Regions from separate parts of the Homo sapiens genome. Here region 2 is linked to region 1. Evidence: chromatin loops called from intact Hi-C (ENCODE). Cell type or tissue: heart right ventricle. All regions are shown on one strand. Each heading gives the region's core, and the rest is flanking DNA. Links, peaks and the distances in the headings are about the cores only. Region 1 overlaps FHOD3 (formin homology 2 domain containing 3). Region 2 overlaps FHOD3 (formin homology 2 domain containing 3).

Evidence for each region. Hi-C counts contacts between places; a loop is a spot of excess contacts. Peaks named below come from ENCODE experiments on the same cell type or tissue, not always from the same donor. Only the 100,000 strongest peaks of a DNase experiment are listed, where the experiment ranks them.
Region 2: it touches region 1 in a loop (1.9-fold over the local background); 4 of 110 quality-filtered maps call a loop at or near these places.

Annotation. Positions count from the first base shown.
Region 1 is chr18:36,385,557-36,396,527 of GRCh38, forward strand. All of the region lies in intron 3 of FHOD3 (formin homology 2 domain containing 3), which reads left to right. Among named protein-coding and RNA genes, the nearest start is that of FHOD3, 93 kb to the left of the region's middle. In heart right ventricle, for the core only: no CTCF peak of the experiment used is centred there; a DNase peak (open chromatin) is centred at 4,815; H3K27ac peaks cover 8,000 bases.
Region 2 is chr18:36,319,033-36,330,003 of GRCh38, forward strand. All of the region lies in intron 1 of FHOD3 (formin homology 2 domain containing 3), which reads left to right. Among named protein-coding and RNA genes, the nearest start is that of FHOD3, 27 kb to the left of the region's middle. In heart right ventricle, for the core only: no CTCF peak of the experiment used is centred there; no DNase peak of the experiment used is centred there; H3K27ac peaks cover 6,650 bases.

The DNA.
Region 1 (10,971 bases), core at 915-8,914:
TGGCTAATTTTCATATTTTTCGTAGAGACAGGGTTTCACCATATTGACCAGGCTAGACTGGTCTCAAACTCCTGGCCTCAGGTGATCCGCCTGCCTTGCCTCCCAAAGTGCTGGGATTACAGGCGTGAGCCACTGGGCCTGGCCTCCAGTTATCGTGTTTTTGATACATTTTAGAATGTTGCAGTTTTGGCAAGCACTGAACAGTCAGCATGTTTACTGAAAAGCTCTCATCTTCATGGAAATGAAGTAGGTTTTGTGACCATGAAGGCAACTTCCCACCATCTTGGTGTGTTCCTGGATTGTGTTCTCCTGATGGAAGGGGCTGTTGGCATGGAGGAGGAAGCTCCTGAGTGCACATGACCAGGCAGTCAAACGCATGAAAAGGAATTAAAACACCACAACATGACACCAAGTGCTTAGTTATATCTATAATAACTTTAAAGTTGAAACGTTATGCTCTAAGCATTATAAAAAGTAGTCCAAATATTCTGTATGAGTTGATATTCACAAAATGTCCAAATTAATAAGCTATTCAAATTGCACCAAAAATACAATCTGTATGTTTGTCTTTCCAACAAGAAACATGCTAGTGATGGCAAACTTTCACTATACATATGGCAATACATTTCTCAGATGACCCAGTATCTGGACAGCTTTTTATGACTTGTTTGGCCTGGGGTACCTTAGAAGCTGTCCGTCCTCTGCCTCATCTCCCTGCATTGATGGGTGGCTCAGGGCATCCTGGGTACATGGGCATGGGTGCTGGGGTTGGCAAGGGTGATGTGGGTGGCCAGGGGTGGGCTGACCGGGCACTCCTCTTTACCAGGTAGCGGCTCAGGGGCCTCAGAGGCTGCTGGGAAGAAATAAAGTGCCACGTATCACTTAGCAGAAAGCCGTAAAAACAACGAGCAATTTCCGTGCCCGTTAGAGACACTGAAAGGAGCCCCATGGAGCTGTCTTGGCTTGGAATTGCCCAGGCCAGTGTGAGTCACCTGTGTGTGCTGTGGCTTGTCTTGGAAGACAGTGGAATCTTGAAGAGTGGGATCAGTGAGGGTGTGTGCATTGAGATGGTGCACAAATTGCCTGGAACAGCCCATGCCAGGCTCCTGGAGGGCAGCACTGCTGTGGTGGAGATACTCAGAGGGCAGCTGGGCTGCAAGTTCTAGGTGTGGCCCTGCCTCCCCTCGGCTGTCCCCAGGGTTTGAGGTTCAGTCCTTTCTGGGGTCTTACTTGAGGCCTGGCCTTCATCAGGACTCATAGGGCCTCCAGGCTGTGGGGTCTAGCTTGGGGGGATTGGAGAAGGTGGGGTTCTGAGTGCAGCACCCCATTCATGGGCCAGGCAAGAGACGACTGACCTGGGCCTTGTGGGTAGAACTTCTGATGTCACCTCCAAATGATGTTGTGTACCTAGAATCTAAGATTAAATATTCAAAATATAGAAGTTCTTAAGGCAGCCTTCCTTTGGAATATCTATTTTTCTTTCTTAAACAAATGGCTTAGGAGCCAAAAATACCCTCCCCACCCCAAAAAAGGCAAGTGCCCTGGACTGTGTCCTGGGTGAGGTTTTGCTCAGTCAGGGGCCCAGACTGTGGGCAGAAGGTGTTGGTTCCCCCTCAGGGGTGTCCTGCTTGAGGGGAGATGGTGGGTTAGGGAGAAGCAGCATTCTAATTCTGGAGCTAGCATCATCAGGTTGCTAGATTTGGGACATGACACTTTTGTCAAAAATGGGGGACTCTCACACTTCCCTTGTGAGCTGCGGAAAGGACTGATGAGCCATGAGGGTGTCTTAGGTCAAGAACCTGGCATCTGGTAGCCCTGCAGGTTTTCATTAATGTGAGCTTTGTTGTTATTACTGTCAAAATCCAGCAATTTCTTGTGGGTAAGCTTGAAAGCATCACTATCATTTATGTTACTGTAATGTGAGACGTTCCCAGATTTCCTCCTGACTCAAAATAACACATCAATCTTTATTCAGTGTCTGTGGGTGTAACTATTATGTTAAGTGCTGTAAAGGAAATAGACACATAAGTGAATGCAGTACATATATGAAGCAGTTCCATCCACTTTCGTGATTCTAACTAGCAGCTGCATACTTGAAGTTTCCCACTTTCCCTGAGTTCTAGACCTGTTGTTGAAATGTGTGCTAGATACCTGAACTTCATCCCACATCCATCTCCCTGCTGCTCCTCCACCCCGCATTGGCAGGGCTTGGCCCACCCCTCTGGATGTCCCCTGGGCTTCTAGTGCTACCGTGTGCTGTCATTGCCCCTTGCTTTGCCAGTGGTGTGATGTGTCTACTCCTGCTTGCCAGTGAGACTGTGTGACCATTACAGGAAGGGGTAGAGGCTGTTCCTCTCTTGTGGAGAGGTTGGAGGGTAAAGGGGCCTTAAGGAAGGAATTTGGGGTTTCTAGGAGCTAATCATGGAACTGTCCTGAGCCTTAGTTTCCCTAACTGAACTTTGGGGACATAGTTTATTTAAAAATTGGAGAACTCTCTATATAAACTTAAGAAGCACTTTTGTGTGTCTTTGAAAGTGTGTTACTTTAATCTTTGCCTTTTTGCCTTTTTGGTGTGGTTTTTCTCCAAGGTATTTGCTCATAAATTACTAATTATACTCCTCATTCCTCTGCTTCTGATTCTATAGCATATCATATCTTTCTGACATTGTCCTGATTCTTAAATTGAACCAGACACAGGGCCCAAGCTAAACAGGAAAAGCGAAACACCGGGAGCCCCCACTGGTCTCCCCAGGTCTGCTCTTTTTCAGACATAGACAGAAAATGGGTAAAATGTGTTCCTGGGACTGTAACCCAGTCCCATGAGAAGGCCTAGGAGTCAGAGGGCCAGCCCAGTCCCACTGTGACTGTCTGGGCCATAGCTAGCGCCAGTTGTGTTCATGTCCATCTTGCCTTCTTTGCAGCCAAGCAGTTTTGTGTAGCAGGACTTACCTGCATGCCCCAGGGGTCTTTTAGGATTCAGGATTACTTTTCTTTTATAATGGTTTCCTCTCGGCAGAGCCTGGGTTGTGGAGGATCTGTGTGGCATTCCCAATGCAGATCCATCCCCAGGGTCTCCTGGGCAGGGATGGCCGAGTCCCTTCCCCTCCCAAGAGAACCCTGCTCTGTCCTGAGGGCAGAGCCCAGGCACACGTTGCCTCTTCCACAGAAGGAGTTTATACCAAAACCACAAGCAAAAAACAAAACAGACCACCACCACCAACAATGAAGATGGGAGAATAAGGGTTTTCTAAAGTTTCTGTTAAGTTCATATTTTTGTATCATTTTGCCTATAAATGTGGTATTTGCCATGGGAATTTGAAGACAAATGATCTATGTATTTATGGTTTTCTAGGGAAGGTGCCCTGGGGGCTGGGCTCTCTCCAGCTTTGGGAAGCCAGCTCCCTCTGGGGGGCACCGTGAGCAGGATGGGGGGGCCCTGATAGGCGCTTCTTGCCAAATGCAGATGAGCGGTCAGCCTGCCAGTGTTTGCAACGTTCCTGCACGACGGGTTCGTGTTTTCTGAGGATCGTGATGATATAGGACATCTGAATCTTTGTACAAATGTGTAGATGACATCTTGCTGCAGCTTTTATTTGCGAATAAAGATGCATTGATGCTTCAAAAAAAAAGAAGAAGAAGAAGAGGAAGAAGAAGAGGAAGTCAGAGTAGGGCAGGCAGCCTGCAAGTACATTTCCTTTTTTCCTTTCTTCTCCCTTAGGTCAACACTCCCAGACCCCAACACTGAAGAACTCACCTTCATATTCCTCCCACCCCGCCATTGTGGTGCCTTTTATCCTGGGATTCCCATTGCTGGGCCTTTGTCAGTTGACTTGTGGAGAATGCACAGGGTTCTTCTGCAAACAGTGTCACCTGTGATTTTCAGTATTAATGGTCATAAATAATCATAGTCCTAGAATCCATTCTTTTCCACAATCACGCAGCTGTGACTGGGCTTTTGGGCTGGACTCAGTGCCAGTCCCGCATACTCCTCACTTCCATTTCTCAGTGGACGTACATAATTATTGTCCTTTCCTGGAGCATTGTTGTTATTGTTGTTGTTTTTTAAATATGTGCTCTCTCTATGTATAGACCCTAAAATGACGTAATATGGATTTTCATTTTCCTTTGAGGTGGGTGCATCTCAAGGGAGCCCAACACCCTGCTCTTCCTATTCCAGAGAGAGCAGGGAATTCCCCTCAGATCCCCAGGAGGACATGTGTCTTCTATGCACTCCCCTAGACTCCTTTCTGAGGACAGACGGGTGAATCTGGGAGAAGGCAATGAGTAGGGCAGGCTCAGCCCTTCCTTTTTCAATGAGTGTCCTATTCTGAGGACCCTCAAGGTCACCTGCCCCTGTGGTAGGCCAGTGGCCATTCTTAGAACTGCCTGGAGCCCTTCAGGCTGCAGATGCAAGGCCGGTTCTGTCATGAGCTGTCTCAGTGGTAAGGCTTTATCCATCTGCTGTGCCTGTTTTCCCATCTGCTTCTAATCCAGGAGGCAAAAATCAGTGTTATCTGTGGACCCAGGAAGCCCCACAGAGAGATCCTCCCTAGACTGGGCTCCGGCATTGAGGCTTTGGGTATTTTAGCCCCAGTCCTGCTCTGTAGGTATGGAGCTGAATTGTCAAGCAGCCTAGACAGATGAGCTGGGTCCAGAGGTGATAGGGGGACGTGTCCACTGGGCAGGTGACAGGCAGCTGCTCCTGCTTTTCTTCCCTATGCAGTGAGTGATTCTGGCTTGGAGGAGCATGGCTGTGCTGAGCTAAATTAAAACTGGAGGTGCCCTGAGCTTTGTTCTTTTTAAGGCCATAGTATTCCAGGTTAAAGATAGGAGTGAGTCTAAAATAAAATGTGACTCTGTTTGGGGTGTGCAGCCAGATGCCTCGTTGGTGCCTGCTGTTCTGGAGGAGACAGAGCCTGTTCTGGTGCTGGGTCCTGCTCTGGCATGCACCCTGTCCTTGTGCTGAGCTCTGCTGGTTTTGATTTTCTGCAAGCACATTCTGTACCTGGATTTTTTTCAGAAAACACTTTTTTTGAATAATGTAACAAACGTGAGGCAATTTAAGACCTCACACTCTGACCTCTGTGACTTGGTGTGTCAAGGCATGAACAAGTGATGGTTTTGAGATGTGTATATTTGAAGCAAACTTGCTTTAAGAAAACTTCCTACCTGAGTGACTGATGTAACAGACCCACACTTAACACATGATGATGGTCCTGTTACGCCTGGAGTGATTCTCCACTCCCTTGAAGGGGAAGTAGGAAGTTATTAAACCGTCAGACTCTTGGGGGTGGGGAGAAATAACGAGTGGTCCACATGGATCAATCACCTGTAATCCGTAAATGAATCCAACCTGGAAAGATCAAGTATTTACCTGTATGGACAGGTATGCACTGCCTTAGTTTTCTTTCCTCTTGCCCCAGAAAGATAGTCCATGAATATTCACCAGAAAGTGATCGTTGTCTCCGATGGGTAATTAGGATTGAAGGGGCAGAAAGCCCAGCACTCCAACTGTAGGCACCAGTCAGAATTCTGCTGCTTTTGCTGGAGCATCTCTTCATAAGCATAAGGCCAGGTTTCATCTAATGCTGCCAACACTGTGTGAAGGGCACACTTCACTGTCACCAGGTGCAGACCTGCAGTTTGCTGAAGGGTCAGAGACATTCCATGGAGGGACCATAGGGGCACCTAGTGTCTGGGGGGCAAAGTGTACCCACTTTTAAAGGGGGTGGCTCATGGAACAGGGAGAGGCCATTTTTCTTAGGATTGGTCTGTTCCTGGACAGATGCCAGGATCCCTGTTTCTTCAGGGGTGCTTGCAGGTGCCTGGAGTCCAGACAGGGATCCCTTGGCCTGGCTGGGGTAGCCTTGTTCATGGGAATTTTTTCTCGATGATAGGAGGGTCCTACAGGGGATATACCATAGCCAGTGGTAAGTTCAGGGAATTAGAGCTCAGGAAATTCAAGGCCTACAACTGCAGTGAGTGAGGCACATACTGGATCTTAGCAATGTCCTGGAAGCCTGGGGTTTGTAACCAGACATGCCTGGCTGAGCCCTGGGTTTACCACTCAGCAGCTGTGTGACCTTAAGTAGGACCCTTGTCTCAGGTGACTCTTGTAATCTTCCTAGGCCTCAGGTGACTCTTGTAAAGGGCATGGTTGGTCATCGTGTGCACACCTTACAGGGTGGGTTGGAGGCCTGGATGAGATGATGAGACACCTCCTGCCCCTCCAGCTTTCGTTCTGCTGGTGGCTTTCCAGACAAACCATGTGGCCCCCTGACTGTGTTGGTGCCTCCCCTGTGTCTGCTGACTCCTACTCAATTCTTAGGCTCTGCTCAAATGTCTCCCCATGCCACAGGGAAAATGGCTTGTGGTCTTCTTTGTCCCCCACAGCTGAGATGGGGCATGTAAAGCACTTGTCATAGGCCCTGTGGCATGCTGTGCTCACCGCACACGTAAGCTCTGGCTGTCCTGCCCAGTGGCACTGGACCCTGGTGTAGCGGGGTGGACTTTGGAGCTGGCCCTCCTGGTTCATACCCTGGCACCACCACTTAGAGGCTGCATGACCTTGAGCAGGCGATTTCTCACCAGCTCCATTTTCTTACCTGTAAAATGAGACAGTCATAGGGTTTTGGGGGGTTAAATGAGTGAATTCATGCCAGGTGCCCAGAACCCCCACCCAGCACAGAGTAAGCACTGTGCATGGGGTAGCTATAATTGGCTTCCCTAGCACAATGCATAACACATGATGGGTCTTAATATATCTATATGAATAATAAGGCCAGCAGAGTGTGGGATTATAGTGAGAGCCGAGCTGAAATATCAGACTGTGGAGTCATCTTCCTTTTCTTCCCAAAACCCTCTCAAGTTTCCCTGAAGTGCTGATAACTTATAGTGGCCAAAGCTGAACAGTGTCTGCTAAGAAAGCCCTCCCTGAGTAGTGGCCAAAGCTGAACTGTGTCTGCTAAGAAAGCCCTCCCTGAGTAGGGGACAGAGGAAAGTCTACTTCCTGCCCTCCCAGGCTCTGATCCTCAAGCTGCTGTCACTTAGAGACCTAGAGACATGGCAAGACTGTGTAGAGTGAGGACAGGACTTTCCTGGGGCCAAGCAGGGTATATCTCCTGCTTCCGCTTCGTCTGATCTTGTCTGTGTTTCATGCGCAGGCAGCTAATTTGTACCTCATAGATTCTTTTTCCTTTGGCTACTGTCATGGCAGATGGGAAAGGAGGTTTTAATGAATTAGTGTTTTCTTTTGGAGATTAGGCTTTCATTATAAATATAACTGCTGACACACAGCCTTCTGGTACTTACATATCATTTGCCAATTAGGATAATGGACTGAGAAAGTCTCTTGGAAAGTGACATGGCCAAAGTGAAGCCTGTAACTCAGCTTAGGGTTTTGGTGAGTGAAGTCCTTTGCCAACTGGAAGCAACATATATTAAGTCTGCCCACAATATGCCTGTGCTTAGAGGTCTGAAAATATTCATGACCTTTGAGAAAGAAAGATTAAAATTAGTAGGCAGAAATGCTGCAGCCAGCTCCAGTTAGTTTGTGATGTGGTCATTCCAGAGTGTCTGCCATGCTGGCCACATGCTTCTGGGACGGCTGCAGGGCAGAAGGCTGCCTGCTTAATTTTAGAGTTAAACAAACGTAATGGCGAAAGCATTTATGATGGATCTGAATCTGGTGTGGCATGCTGTGATATTTCCATCACTGCATTTAGGGGTCCAGATCTTCTGGACACTTTCTCTTTCCTTGTATTGTTCTCTCCAAGGTTTCTCCACCTTGACACAATTGACATTTGGGGCCAACACTTCTTTTTTGGTGGGGTTGTCCTGTGAATTGTAGGATTCTTGGTGGCATCCCTGGCTTTTACCCACTAGATGCCAGTTGCAATGCCCCTAATTGTGACAGCAAAAGATACTCCTAGACATTGCCGAATGTCCCTTTGAGGGCAAAAGTGGTTGCAGTTGAGAACTGCTGCTCTAGAGCTGGCCCCAAGACAGTCACAGAGGGACTAAGAAGCTGTCCGTAATCCCCACCAATTCAGGGTATTGGGCTACACAAAGGCAATCAGTCATTCATTTCCCCAGGAAACCATTCTCCTGGAGTCCCAGTTGTGTGCCCAACTAGACCTGGAGAATACAAAGGGGAGTGAAATGAGCCTAATTCTCTAAGCAGCTTAAGGAAATGGGTGTTGTGATTGGGGCCAGAAGGCTTCCTCTTAAATTATACTGATCCTACTGCAGGGTTGATATTAGGGTCCCAAACTTCAGAAAACTCTGGGTTCTGATGGTTTCCTATGTGAGGGCAGGGAGCTAGTTAATCCACTTGGATCCACAAGCCCGGGGACTACAGATATATTAGTCTTAGGAAGGGACTTGGAAAGTGAGTGGCTTGATTAAAACTTAGAAGGGTTTATTTAAATAACAAGAAGGGGCTGAGGGAACCATGGGAGAAAAGACACACAGATGAGCGTGAGCAGAATCAGAGTGAATTTGCTAACAAAGCAAATCCAACCTACTTGGGCAGATCAAGGAAGGAAAGAACACTGGTATGGGAGTAGGGGAGTGAGAAATATCAGGCTGAGTGAGGGAGACCTGGATTTTCTGAGCCGTCTCCTGGGGAGCATGCTATCTGTCTTATGGATTCATTGTTATGGTCAAACAAGATAATATCAATTTAAATATTGGGCTTCCCAGATGAAAGTCATTATTAAGGTCATCGTGTAGACAGTCTTCACAAGCAGACATTGAGATTTTTACTTTACAAAATAGAAAATAAGGAATCATTGACATGAGATTTTGAGCAGGGGAGAATATTCTGGAAATGGCATATAGAATTAATTGGATGGGAAGGAGCCAAGAGGAAAGAGCGGTATAGCTGGCCAACAACCATCCCCACCCCGCAGCACTAGATGGGGACCACCCACCATGCATGTTTTGAAAACCTAGGATTTTTACTGTGAACTTACAGATCTAAGTGTATTTGATGGGTTTCAATCAGTTGCACTTAATGTACTTGAAGTTTGAGTTGTCCCATTTTTGGCCACTGGAACCCAAGGAGGCTTCTGAATCATCACGGGTGTTCTCTTTAGCTTCCTCTCTTAGTGGTAGAGCAAGATGTTTCAGTTCATCTTATGCATCACTTGCCCCAGGCCTGTAATCAACTATGTCTCTAGGAAGCCCAGTTTGTTGTTGTTGTTGTCGTTAATAGAAAACATTTCAAAACTGCAATTTGAGTGCTGCAGATGTTCACTGCTACTGGATTGTCATAGTTTCTGAGCCTCCTCAATGGGAGAAGCTGGGAGATACGTGTTGTATACATGTATATTTATTTACCTAGGATAAAGTAGCTCATGAGAGCATACTAATACTTCAAATTCAAGTTCTGTGCTACAAGGTTTTTACATAGTCTCTTCTATATTACACCCTCATCTTGTTTCTCTACCCCTACATGTCCAGGTTATCAAGAACACAAGAGTGGATAGAATTAGAATATCCCATATTTACCCACTTAAATTTATATCACACTCAGAGAAATATCAGAATAACAGTACTACCACCATCAATATAACTACTGAGAACAGTTTAGGTTTTTTTTTTTCTTTTTTTGTGTGTTTGCTCTTCTCATTTAAAAATATCTGTATCTAGGGAGGCTGAGGCAGGAGAATGGCATGAACCTGGGAGGCGGAGCTTGCAGTGAGCCAAGATCATGCCACTGCACTCCAGTCTGGGTGATAGAGTGAGACTCCGTCTCAAAAAAAAAAAAAATCTATATCTGCATTGTCAGAATGCATAGCCATTGTAAACTATACTCACTTCACTTTAGCTGTCATTTTCTCTTAGTTCTGCAGGTTTCTTCATGTTTAAAGTTCACCATCAATCTTTATGTTGATATCTTTCTAGTCATTTTGTGTGTCTGAAACTCATTCTCGAGTTGGGGAGTCTTTGATGTAAAAAAATGTTTTCATAATAATTCTTTTTTTTCATAATAATTCTAAGATGGTATTTTCCTTTTATTTATTCCCCTCTTTCATTCTCACATGAGTGCATGGAGTTTTCCAGAACCTCTGTGACTTGTGATATCACAACAAATTAAGTGTATAACAGATATGTGAGTCTGGCTGTTACTAAGAGAAATATTAAAAGGATTTACAAAAATAAAAGCAGTGTTACTCTTATGAATTTTTTTGTTTGAGAAAATAGTTATTTTTTCTAAAATATGTTGTATGTACATTAGCACATACTGGGTTTGCTATTTTTGATTAATTCATAAAGAATTAAAAATTTCTGTTTCAACTTCTAAGAGGTAATTTGTCTGTAGATATTACCCACATAAACACAGCTCTTTGGGATCCTAAATAAATTGAAGAGGGTAAGGAGTCAGAAAAAATTTGAGGACCCTCCTTCTAGTAGATTCTTTAGAAAGGTCTCTGAAATTTTGCACGTTAACAGTTTATTGGTATGCTTTATAAGATTTTTGCCATGTATAATATCCTTGGCCAACATTTTATGTCCTTGTTACTGCATTTTTTCGTATATAAAGTATTGCTTTTGAAAAGTCTGATGATAATAAGCTTTTATGTCCCTTGTTATTTTTGCCTAAAAGATTTATTTTTTTCTGTAAAGTCCAGTAATTAGACTGTGTCTTGGTATAGGTCTTTCTGAGTCAGTATCCTCAAATACATGGGGGATCTTTTATGTGGTTTCAAATTATATATAAAATTTTAGGAAAGTTTTCTTATAGTTTTCAATATTCTATTCCTTTGCTTTGGTTCACCTTGTTTCAGGGACCCCTGTTAGGTGTGTGTTAGACCTTCTTTGCCTACCTGCAGTGATTCTGTTTCTCTTGAATCACTTTTGTCATTTCTTTTTGATTTGAAAAAATGTCCCCCTTTAACTTTCTGCATCTCTTGAAGCATTATTATTATTGTGTTTATTTAGTTTTCTGTCCTAGTTTATCATTTC
Region 2 (10,971 bases), core at 1,103-9,102, 66 kb before region 1:
TTGTGTATGTTGAACCAGCCTTGCATTCCAGGGATGAAACTGACTTGATCATGGCAGATAAGCTTTTTGATTTGCTGCTGGATTCGGTTTGCCAGTATTTTATTGAGGATTTTTGCATCGATGTTCATCAGTGATATTGGCCTAAAATTGGATAAAGAGTCAAGACCCATTGGTGTGCTGATTTCAGGAGACCCATCTCACGTGAAAAGACACACATAGGCTCAAAATAAAGGGATGGAGGAAGAAGATCTACCAAGCAAATGGAAAGCAAAAAATAAATAAATAAAGGGCAGGGATTGCAATCCTAGTCTCTGATAAAACAGACTTTAAACCAACAAAGATCAAAAGAGACAAAGAAGGCTATTACATAATGATAAAGGGATCAATTCAACAAGAAGAGCAAACTATCCTAAATATATATGCACCCAATATGGGAGCACCCAGATTCATAAAGCAAGTTCTTAGAGACCTACAAAGAGATTTAGACTTTCACAAAATAATAATGGGAGACTTTAACACTCCACTGTCAATATTAGACAGATCAATGAGACAGAAAATTAGCAATGATATCCAGGACTTGAACTCAGCTCTGGGCCAAGCGGACCTAATAGACATCTACAGGACTCTCCACCCCAAATCAACAGAATATACATTCTTTTCAGCACCACATCGCACTTATTCTAAAATTGACCACATAATTGGAAGTAAAACACTCCTCAGCAAATGTAAAAGAACAGAAATCATGACAAACTGTCTCTCAGACCACAGTGCAATCAAATTAGAACTCAGGATTAAGAAACTCACTCAAACCCACACAACTACATGGAACTGAACAACCTACTCCTGAATGACAACTGGGTAAATAATGAAATGAAGGCAGAAATAAAGGTGTTCTTTGAAACCAATGAGGACAAAGACATAACATACCAGAATCTCTGGGACACATTTAAAGCAGTATGTAGAGGGAAATTTATAGCACTAAATGCCCACAAGAGAAAGCAGGAAAGATCTAAAATTGACACCCTAATGTCACAATAGAATAAGAGAAGCAAGAGCAAACAAATTCAAAAGCTAGCAGAAGGCAAGAAAGAACTAAGATCAGAGCAGAACTGAAGGAGATAGAGACACAAAAAACCCTTTAAAAAAATCAATGAATCCAGGAGCTGGTTTTTGGAAAAGATCAGCAAAATAGACAGACTGCTAGTAAGACTAATAAAGAAGAAAAGAGAGAAGAATCAAATGGATGCAATAAAAAATGATAAAGGGGATATCACCACCGATCCCACAGAAATACAAACTACCATCAGAGAATACTATAAACACCTCTATGCAAATAAACTAGAAAATCTAGAAGAAATGGATAAATTCCTGGACACATACACCCTCCCAAGACTAAACCAGGAAGAAGTTGAATCCCTGAATAGACCAATAACAGGCTCTGAAATTGAGGCAATAATTAATAGCCTACCAACAAAAAGAAGTCTAGGACCAGATGGATTCACAGCCAAATTCTACCAGAGTAAAAAGAGGAGCTGGCATCATTCCTTCTGAAACTATTCCAAGCAATAGAAAAAGAGGGAATCCTCCCTAACTCATTTTATGAGGCCAGCATCATCCTGATACCAAAGCCTGGCAGGGGCTTCACTTTTTAAGACTGGGTTCCTGGTATATCTTTCTGGAATCAATACCTGTCAAGAAGCAGTGTGATACCCTCAAAGTGCATTGCACCTGAACCTGAGTAATTACCTGTAGTGTTTATTTTTTTGTTCACTCAACACATTTTCATTGAGCACCTGCTAAGCACTGGATTCTTTTAAGCATTGGAGAAATAACACTGAAGAAAACAGGCAGAAATCCTGAACTTCAGGGAGCTTAGGTTGAAGTGGGAGAGATGATAAATAAAATGAATTGGCAAGGTATGTGCTGTGTTGGGAGGTAACCAGTGCCATCTCCCTCGGCCTCAGTTTCCTCATCTGCAAAATGAGAAAATGGGGCCACACCTCCAGTGTTCCTTCCTTCCACCTCTTCTCGAGATTTCCTGTGATTTTTTTTTTTTTGCATCACTTCATAAGGAAATCCAGTAGTCTTTCTTACCTGCAGATATTCTTAATGAGAACACAGAAATGTTTCCAACAGTGTGGTTCTGCATCGTTCTTCTGGTGACAGTGATTGTGTCTGCCCAGGTGCATGGTGGGATGTGGTGTCATCCATAGTCTATCTAGGTTGAGGCCAGGGCCCATCTGTGCTCTTGTGGGCTTGCTGAGCCCAGTGCTCCCATGTGTGGGCTATAGGAAGGTGGTCAGGTAAATAATGAGATGGGGGTCCCCTCTCTGTAATGTGTATGGGGGTTGACAGGAATGGGGAGATGGGAGGGACCCATTTCTTCTCAGGACACAGCTCAGCTTGCATGACTTCTGGATAATGGGGCTTATAAAGTGATTTCTGTTTTTTCTCTCCTGGCTTGGAGCTTTCTGCAAATGGGACTGCTGCTGATCTTCGGTAATATGTATTGTGCTTTTGGAGTATATAGAGTGTTGCTTTCTCCTGGGTTTAAATCAACTAATGAGTACCCACCAAATGCCAGTCACTGGGTGAAGTGCAGGGAATGTGAGGGAGAGGGAGTGGCAGACACTCCTTTGGGGGACTTGCAGGTGGCTGGTTGGGGGACTGCCCAGTGCTTGGGAGCGGTGACCAGGGCTGTGAGCCCTCCGTGCGTGGTGCTATTTGTAACAGCTGGAGAAACAAGTGGTGAATATGCAGGGGGGGCACTTCCCATCTACAGAGGAGAGGACTTGCTTTTCTGTTTCCTGCATTCACTCTGCCGAGTCCTGTGAGTCATGAGGAGGGCGTGGGGCTGCAGGCGATGCCCTGTGTTCTCAGATGCCTCCTTTGTTGGAATGCCGAGAGACAGGGAAGCCTTGCTGTCCTATGACAATGGCCAGAGGCAGGGCCACCTGGCTGTAGGACACTATCTCTTGGTGGGTTTGGAGTATGAATTTGTGTGGTTGGTAGCTGGGATGGAGTGTGAGCGTGACTCCTCTCACCACCCTCTCTGGCTGAGGAACAGCAAGGCCACTGAGGTGGAGGGTGGGTTGGAAGGGTGGCGTCTTCTGTGATGGTGGGAGAAATTGGAGTAGAGGGATGACTGTGAGCAGTTGCCAGGTCTTGAGGTCAGGTGTGAGGAGGAATGGCAGAGCTGGATGGCACAGCCCTAGAAAGTGGAAGAGCAGCAGGAGGCCTGGAGGTGGGCCTTTTGGCCCTTTGGTGCACTGAGCCAGGAGAACAGGCCAGAGAACAGTCACCTCCTCTCGAGAGGGTTATGGGGGAGGAACATTCTTGGGGATCTCCAGAAGGGCAGTAAGTTGTCTGTTTTCTTTTCTGCTGAATCTCAGGTAAGGCCCCTTCTGTTGTGGGGATGGGTGAAGGGGTAAGGCAGGAGCAGGTACACCAGTAGGGAGCTGGGGCAATCCTGGAGCCTGTGGACCCAAAAGAAAGAGCAGGTTTGGGTGCCGGGGTTGGCAGGTTCCATGGGGGATTGGTGGGCACAGTGGGTTGGAGCTGCAAGATCCAGCCAGTCATTCCTTCTGCTGCTGCTCATCACCTGCACCTGGAACCTTGTGCCCCTTCATAAAGCATGAAGCATTCTTAGCTGCTAGTGACCTGGTGGTGTCCTTTCTGTCCAGTCTTGTCCCTACCTGCTGTCCACCTTAGCTCCTTGCATTCCTGGCTGCTTTGTGCTTGCTGGCTTTGTCATCCCTCTACCTTCTCCTCCCCATTTCCCTGATAGGGTCATCCTCGTCTTAACAGATCTGGCATTAATTCACTCACTCATTCATTCCACTGACACTTACTGCTGTCTGTTGAGTGCCAGGAGTGGCTGCTGGGCACTGCCACCTGCCAACCCTCAGGCTGGAGGGTAACCCTCATGGGTGCCCTTTTGGCTGCCTGTTTTATGCAGCATAACAGCTCAAAAATGGCCTTTGAATCCCACAGACACGCTTGCAATCTCCCTGAGCTTCAGTTTCTGCATCTGTAAGGTGGGGATGATCATGCCTGCCTGAGAGGGTGGCTGCGAGCCTGACATGCTTCGACTCAGGAAATGTCTAGCCCAGGGCTTGGCCCACTCAGAAAGGGGGCACCCGGCTGCCTCTGCTCCTCCTCTGTGTGTTATGTCAGGGCTGGGAGTCTCTGACAGGGGAAGTTGGGAACTCAAAGGCCAGCAACGGGGAATGCCTCCACGTAACACCAGGGCAAAGAAGACACTTGTTTTTTTGTTTTTTGTTTTTGAGACTGCACTAGATGGGAATATCCATAAGGCAAGAGTGCAGATCTTGAGGAGAGGCTTCAAATAGCATCTTTTACTCACCAAATGCAGCACATTTTCTGGAATGCTGTGGCCTTTGCTAGTTTGGGGGTCATAGCCCCAGGCACATCAGGCATCAGGATGCCTTTACCCACCCCTTCCCATATTCCCAGGGTTTCCTTGTGGTTGGGTGATGTGAAGCACTTGATCCCAGGGACAGAGGACTTCTCACCAGATTACCTTTCAGTTCTTAGCTCAGCTCAACACTGTTCTCTCCAGAGCACAAACTGCCAAGGCCACAGAAGGTGGGGAGTTAAGAGCAGGAAGTAAAGCACTCCTGTCACCAAGACTGCTCTCCCTGTTGCCACACACCTAATCTCACCTCTTCTCCCCAGGCTTCACTAAATCCTACCTGTTTCTCAAGACCATCCTCGACTACTTCAGTTTGATGCCCATAGGGGCACAGAGCCCCCATCAGCTTTATGCTATAAAGTACTAGCTTATGGTAGACCAATCCTACTTCTGAAAACAACTAGAAGAAGCTGAGTAGACTCTAAATAGTATGTAAGAAGACATTTAAACAGCTAGCCAGAACTTGTAGGGTCAAGACCCTAAAAAAAGGGAAAATTATTTGAAGTGAGCCCAGCATTCTCTGTTGATTTTCCCTGTGAGGAATTTGTTGATTCATAAGTAGCAAAGGCTGCTTTAAAGTTACAGTAGTCCCACAAGGATAGACAAATAGACCAGTGGAACAGCATAGAGTCCCAAAGCATAGCCACACACATGCAATGGGACAAGATTTGTCCTTTCACTAAATGGGACTAGGTCAGTTGGATATCCACATGGAAATAAATGCATCTTGACCCTTATGTTGCAGTATGTACAAAACTCAATTCCAGATGAATCATTGACTTAAAGGTGAAAGGTAAAACAATAAAGCCCCTAGGAGATAACAAAGGAAAATATATTTACAACTTTGAGAAGGCAAAGATTTCAATACAGGACAGAAAAACACTAGCCATAAAGGAATAAATAAGATCATTTTGAGTACATTAAAATTAAGATCTTCTGTTCATCAAAAGATACCCTTATGAGTGAAAAGGCAAGTCACAAAATGGGAGAAGATATTTATGTGTTATCTCTCTTTGTGTGTGTAAATATTCAATAAAGGACTCATATTCAAAATATATAAAAGGCTTCTTAAATAAGAAAATGACAGTCCAATAGAAAAATGGGGAAGAGACTTGAATAGGTACTCCGTTCAAGATGGTACCCAAATGACCAGTAACCTTTATTCATCAGGGAAATGCAAATTAAAACTATAGTGATACTACTGCATACCCACCAGAATGGTTAAAATGTAAAAGCGTGATAATCTTAAGGGTTGGAAAAGCTGCGGAACAAAAAGAACACCCACATACCCACTTTTAAAAACTCTTAGGCAGTTATGAAGCTGAACATATGCATGGTCTGTGACCTAGCAATTCCACACCTAAATAAAAACTCGACACCTTTGTATATATATGTGCCCCAAAAGACATAATACAAAACAGAGCAGTCTGTGTGATAGCAAAAAAATGGAAACAATGCAATGTTCATCAATAGTGGAATTGATACTTATAGAATATTCATAGAATAGAATACTGTACAGCCCTGAAAATGAATGTATGGTTATATCCCTGCAACATCATGGATGAATCTCACAGATATATAGTTGCAAGAAAGAATCTAGACACAGGAGAGTACATAATGCACATTGATATATCAAGTTCTAGTATAGGGAAAACTAATTTGTAATTTTCTAAGTCAAGATAGCAGTTTACCTTTGGAGAGGAGGGGGTTTTGACTGGCAGGGAGTGGTGGGGGTCTCTGGGTGCTAGTAGTGCAAGCAGAATATTTCCTTATCTGAGTGGTAGTTATATGGATGTGCTCACTATGAGATTCATTGATTTATATAGCTTTCTACACGTGTTATACTTAAATAATAAAGTTTACTTAAAAAATAGATGGAAGCAATTGGTATAGAATACCTTGGCTTTTGTAATTTGGGAATTTGCTATCTGGAAGAGGAGAGGTGATGAGAAAGTCCTAGAAGTTTTTCAGATACTTTAACTTGAAGGTTATACAGTGGCAGGTTTATCCTTATCCCTGAGTGCAGCGAGTGCTTTAGCACTGTGGTCTCTGAGGAGCCTGAGGACCAGGAAGCAGCAGAATAGCCATTTCTGTGGCCCTTTCTCTCCTTCAGATGCACTAGAGCTCCACCATCTTGCTTTATCCATAATAGATGGTGCTAGCGGTGGGCAGGGTGCTGTGGGCTGGAGGAAGGAATCCAAAAGCTCCTTTTCCTCTCTCTTTCTCCTTCTCTTTCTTCCCTCTCTTTTCTTCTTACTCTGTTGCAAAGAGTAAGAATTTTTGCTAGGCAGCCTGCACCCACAGATTAAAAGACAAAAGAACATTTACTTAAAGGACAGATGTAAATTAGTGTACTGGGACACAAATGCTAAGACTTCAGAATGTTGTAGAACCTAGACCCAGTGGGCAGTGCAGAAGGCTTCTTTGAGCAGGCAAGAATTCCATTGTCAGAATCTGAACGAGAAGTTTTAAAAACTTTCTTCAGGGAAAGAAAACCTCATTTGGTTTAACAACACTGATTCCTGCATGCCAGGGCATAATTGGCTCCTCCAGGAGGGTGTTTATCTCTGCAGTGGTATTGGCTGGGATCACTCAGCAGTCAAGCCATGTCCAGCTTTTGTGAGCATGGTGGTCAAGTCAAAATACAAAAATGTCTTTTGCAAGCCCTGGGGTTTTCAGTCTGGCCCCTTCTTGGTAATGGGAAAGTCAAGGAAAGAAATAACAAGAAACCATTGAGTTTATGGGAATAGAAAGATTCAAATATGCCTGCCAGTGGCATAATTAGGTTGACTTCTAATTTTCCTTTATATCTTCCTTGTTTTCAAGCTAACCAGATAAGTTAAAAACTTATTTACTCTTAAAAACATTGTCCTAATAGAACTTGCTTTTGATTCTTTTTTAGTGCTGTTTCTCATATATGAAGTCAGAACTGAAAATTCTATTCACTGAATTAACAGACAATATGTTTAAATGGTGTAGACTTTTTGCCACATATTTCACACTTATAAAGTACTTCAGGTCAGGCGCGGTTGCTCACGCCTTGTAATCCCAGCACTTTGGGAGGCTGAGGCGGGAGGATCTCTTAAGCCCAGGACTTTGAGACTAGCCTAGGCAACAGAGTGAGAGCCTGTCTCTACAAAAACATAATTAAAAAAAAATTAGTAGTCGCAGGTACTCGGAGGCTGAGGTGGGAGGATCACTTGCGCCTAGGAGTTTGAGGCTACAGTGAGCTATGATCGCACCACTGCACTTCAGCCTGGGCAACAGGGTGAGACCTTGTCTCTTTTATTTTTAAAATATAAAAAATTTAAAAGGTCCTTCAAATTGCTATACTTCTTGAGAAAACAATACTGAATTACTTGGTTTGTGAAAAAGTCCAAAGAACGTCGTTGGCTTAGGAAAGAGAGACTCACCAGGAGCAGATACCCAGCCCAACTGCCTATGTTGCACTCTGCGTTTTCTCAGCTCGGACTTTGGCATTTTACATCCAGTGATTCAAGAGTTTTGCCCTTGCTGGGACCGGTTATCTTTGAACCAGACAAAAATAGGCACAAAATCAGTTGCTTTCAGTGATATCTCTGTAAAGTACGTCATGAGGTTTCTTTGAATTGGGAGATTTTCCTGCTAATTTAGGAAGCAGCTGAGGAGGCTCTCCAAGGCAGCTCAGATGTTTCACCAATTCCCCAAGAGTGATCTTTCCCCCTCAACAATGCTGAAATCATTGACTTCATCACCTTTGTTTCGATTGTTAAAAATTGTATTCATCAAAGATAAAACTCACTGGTGTGCTGGCAGAGCCCCATTTGAGTTTTTGTGAAGATTAGATGAATTAATCCAGGAGTGGCATCTAGATGATGCTTGGAATGCAGTAAATTCTTAAAAAATGGCTTATTGTATAGGTATTAGCTTGGTGCAAATGTGCGGCTTTTGCCGTTACTTTCAAAGGCAAAAACCGCAATTACTTTTGCACCCATCTAATATGTTGTGAGCCACTGCCAGATGTTTTACCTACAAAATCTCAACTCCTCACAGTGACTCTGCAAGGTGGTTGGTAGTATTTCTCACTTCACTGATAAAGAAGAAGAGCATCAGAGAAGTAATTTGGGTGAGGTCACACAGCTGGTGAACAGCAGTGTAGGGCACTGAACCCAAGTCTTTCCTCCCCACTGCCATCATCTCTCTCTCTTTCTCAAATTGCGGTTTGAACCTCCTGGAAGGTTTATAGCAGTTTTCTTGTGGGATGGAGGGGTGGCATGACTTTTACAGTTTGAAAAATACTTCTTTGTGCTAGAGGTTGACAAATACTTTCTACAAAGGGCCACATAGTATTTTAGTATTTTAGGCTTTGTGGACCATACAGTCTCTGTGGCAATGACTCAACTCTGCCATTGTAGTGTGAAAGCACCACAGGCAATACTTAAACCAATGTGTATGCCTGTGTTCCAATAAAGCTTTATTTATAGAATTAGGCTATGGGTCAGATTTGGCCCATGGGTTTTTAGTTCTGTTCCCTTCAAGCCCCCCCACAACCTTAGGTGTTTCCACTTCTCTGTTAACAGCATCACTGCCTGTCTTCCTGGAAGCTTTCCACTTTATCTGTTCAAATGTCAAAGTTGCACCCTCTACTAATGTTTGAGAGCTGCCATGTGCTGGGCACTGGGGAGAGGGCAGTGGCCAGGACAAAGTTCCTGACCGCATGGACCTGGTATCTGGTGGGAGACAAGTGTTTGGCAGGTGGTAAAGATAAAAAGAATAGGTGAAGGAGACAGAGAGTGACAGGGATCCTTTTTCATGTGGGGTATCCCAGGAAGGACTCTGAAGACAGGGCAATGGAGCAGAGTCCAACAGGGTGGGAGAGAGGAGAACACATGGCTCTGGGTGAGGAGCTTTCTGGGTGGGGGGAACAGCAAGTGCAAGGGTCCTGAGATGGGAGTGTGCCTAGCATGTTTGAGACACAGCTGGGAATCCAGAGTGGCTGGAGTGCAGCAAGGAGAAAGAGGAGCTGTGCAAGCTGAGACCGGGAAGGGGAAGTCCGTAGGGTCTTTGTGTCATTGTAGGGCTTACTGGGGGCAGTCACAGGGGAGTTTTGAGCAGCAGAGTGTCCTGATCTGACTCATACCACAAGAGATCCCTCTGGCTGTTGGGTGGAGAGAGCCTGTAGGGTGATTAGGGGTGGCTTCCGGGAGCCTCACTAGGTGGATGATGTTGGGAGAAGCCCAGAGATTCCTGAATATGTCATGAAGACAGAGCCACATGTTTTCCCAATGGATTGCAGTAGAAAGTGGGAAGAGAGGGGTCAAGGCTGACTTGAGGTTTTGGCTGAAGCAGCTGGAAGGACAGAGCTGCACTTCACTGAGTTGGGAGACTGTGGGAGAGCAGGTTTATGGGGACAATGAGGACCTCATTTTGTGTGTTTAAGGTGGGGCTGTCAGTTGGATTCCAAGTACAGATGTCAAATAGGCCATGGATTCTCAAGTTGGGAGTTCAGGCTGGAGCCATACAGTGGGGAGTGAGCAAGGCATAGATGGTCTTGGTCTTTAAAGCCAGGCTGGCGGGTGTTGCCCATGGAGTGAGTACAGAGAAAGTGTGGGAAAGATTGGGGGATTCTTGCCCCGAATCCCCCATGTCTGCTGATTTCATGCCCCAAGGGTCTTACCTAAAAACCACTTCCGTTGCTTCCTTTCAAGTGAGTTATCCACAGAGCTACCAGGGAACCCTGGAGTGCAACACCAGCTGTGTCCCACCCCACTGAAACCTCTGGTATATCTGCACCACCCACAGAAGAGTACACAAGCACCTCTGTCTCGTGTGATTTGTACCAGTCCGCCCAACGAACCACTCTTGTACCCCCACCCCCAAATTCTGCCGCTGAGCAAAGCAAAGTGAAGTACTGTTGCTCTTGCTGCCTGTCCTGGTGTTCATGGCTCTTCCCACCTGGAACCCACTCCCTTACCCAACAGTATGTAATGGCAAGTAGCCACTGTGCCAGAGACTTCAAAGATCCTAGAGTGGAGTCATTGTCATGTAGACTTACATCTTTAAAAGGATTCTCTCAAGATGATGAAGGTGTTGGGGTATAGTCACAGGCCTGCTATGGCCCTCTCAGTCTGGGGGCTGCAGTGATGGGGTAGGGTGGGGTGGTGATGCAGGATGTGACTGGGGGATGCAGAAAGAGGGAGTACATGAGTTTCAGCTGTGAAGAAGAACTGGCTCAAGGAAAGGATGAGGCCAGCTGGTGTTGTAGCCCTGCCTAGTAGTGAGCAGGTTCCCAGCAATGCAACAGATGTCTTGAGGATGCCTGCATGGACCCAAGAGCCACATCCCAACAGGAGAGGGAATTCCAAGAGAGAACTAAGCAGGGTGCCCAGGTTACCATTGGGCCCGTTGCCATCAACCTGAGACTTACAAAGGGCAAATAGCTTTCACTTGCATATGCTAAATCAAATCAATTGATAATGCCTGCCTGGGGTGCCATCTAGGAGTGAGGTCTCTGAAGAAAGAATGCAGTGATTGATGAGTCAGGTCTACCAGGGAAG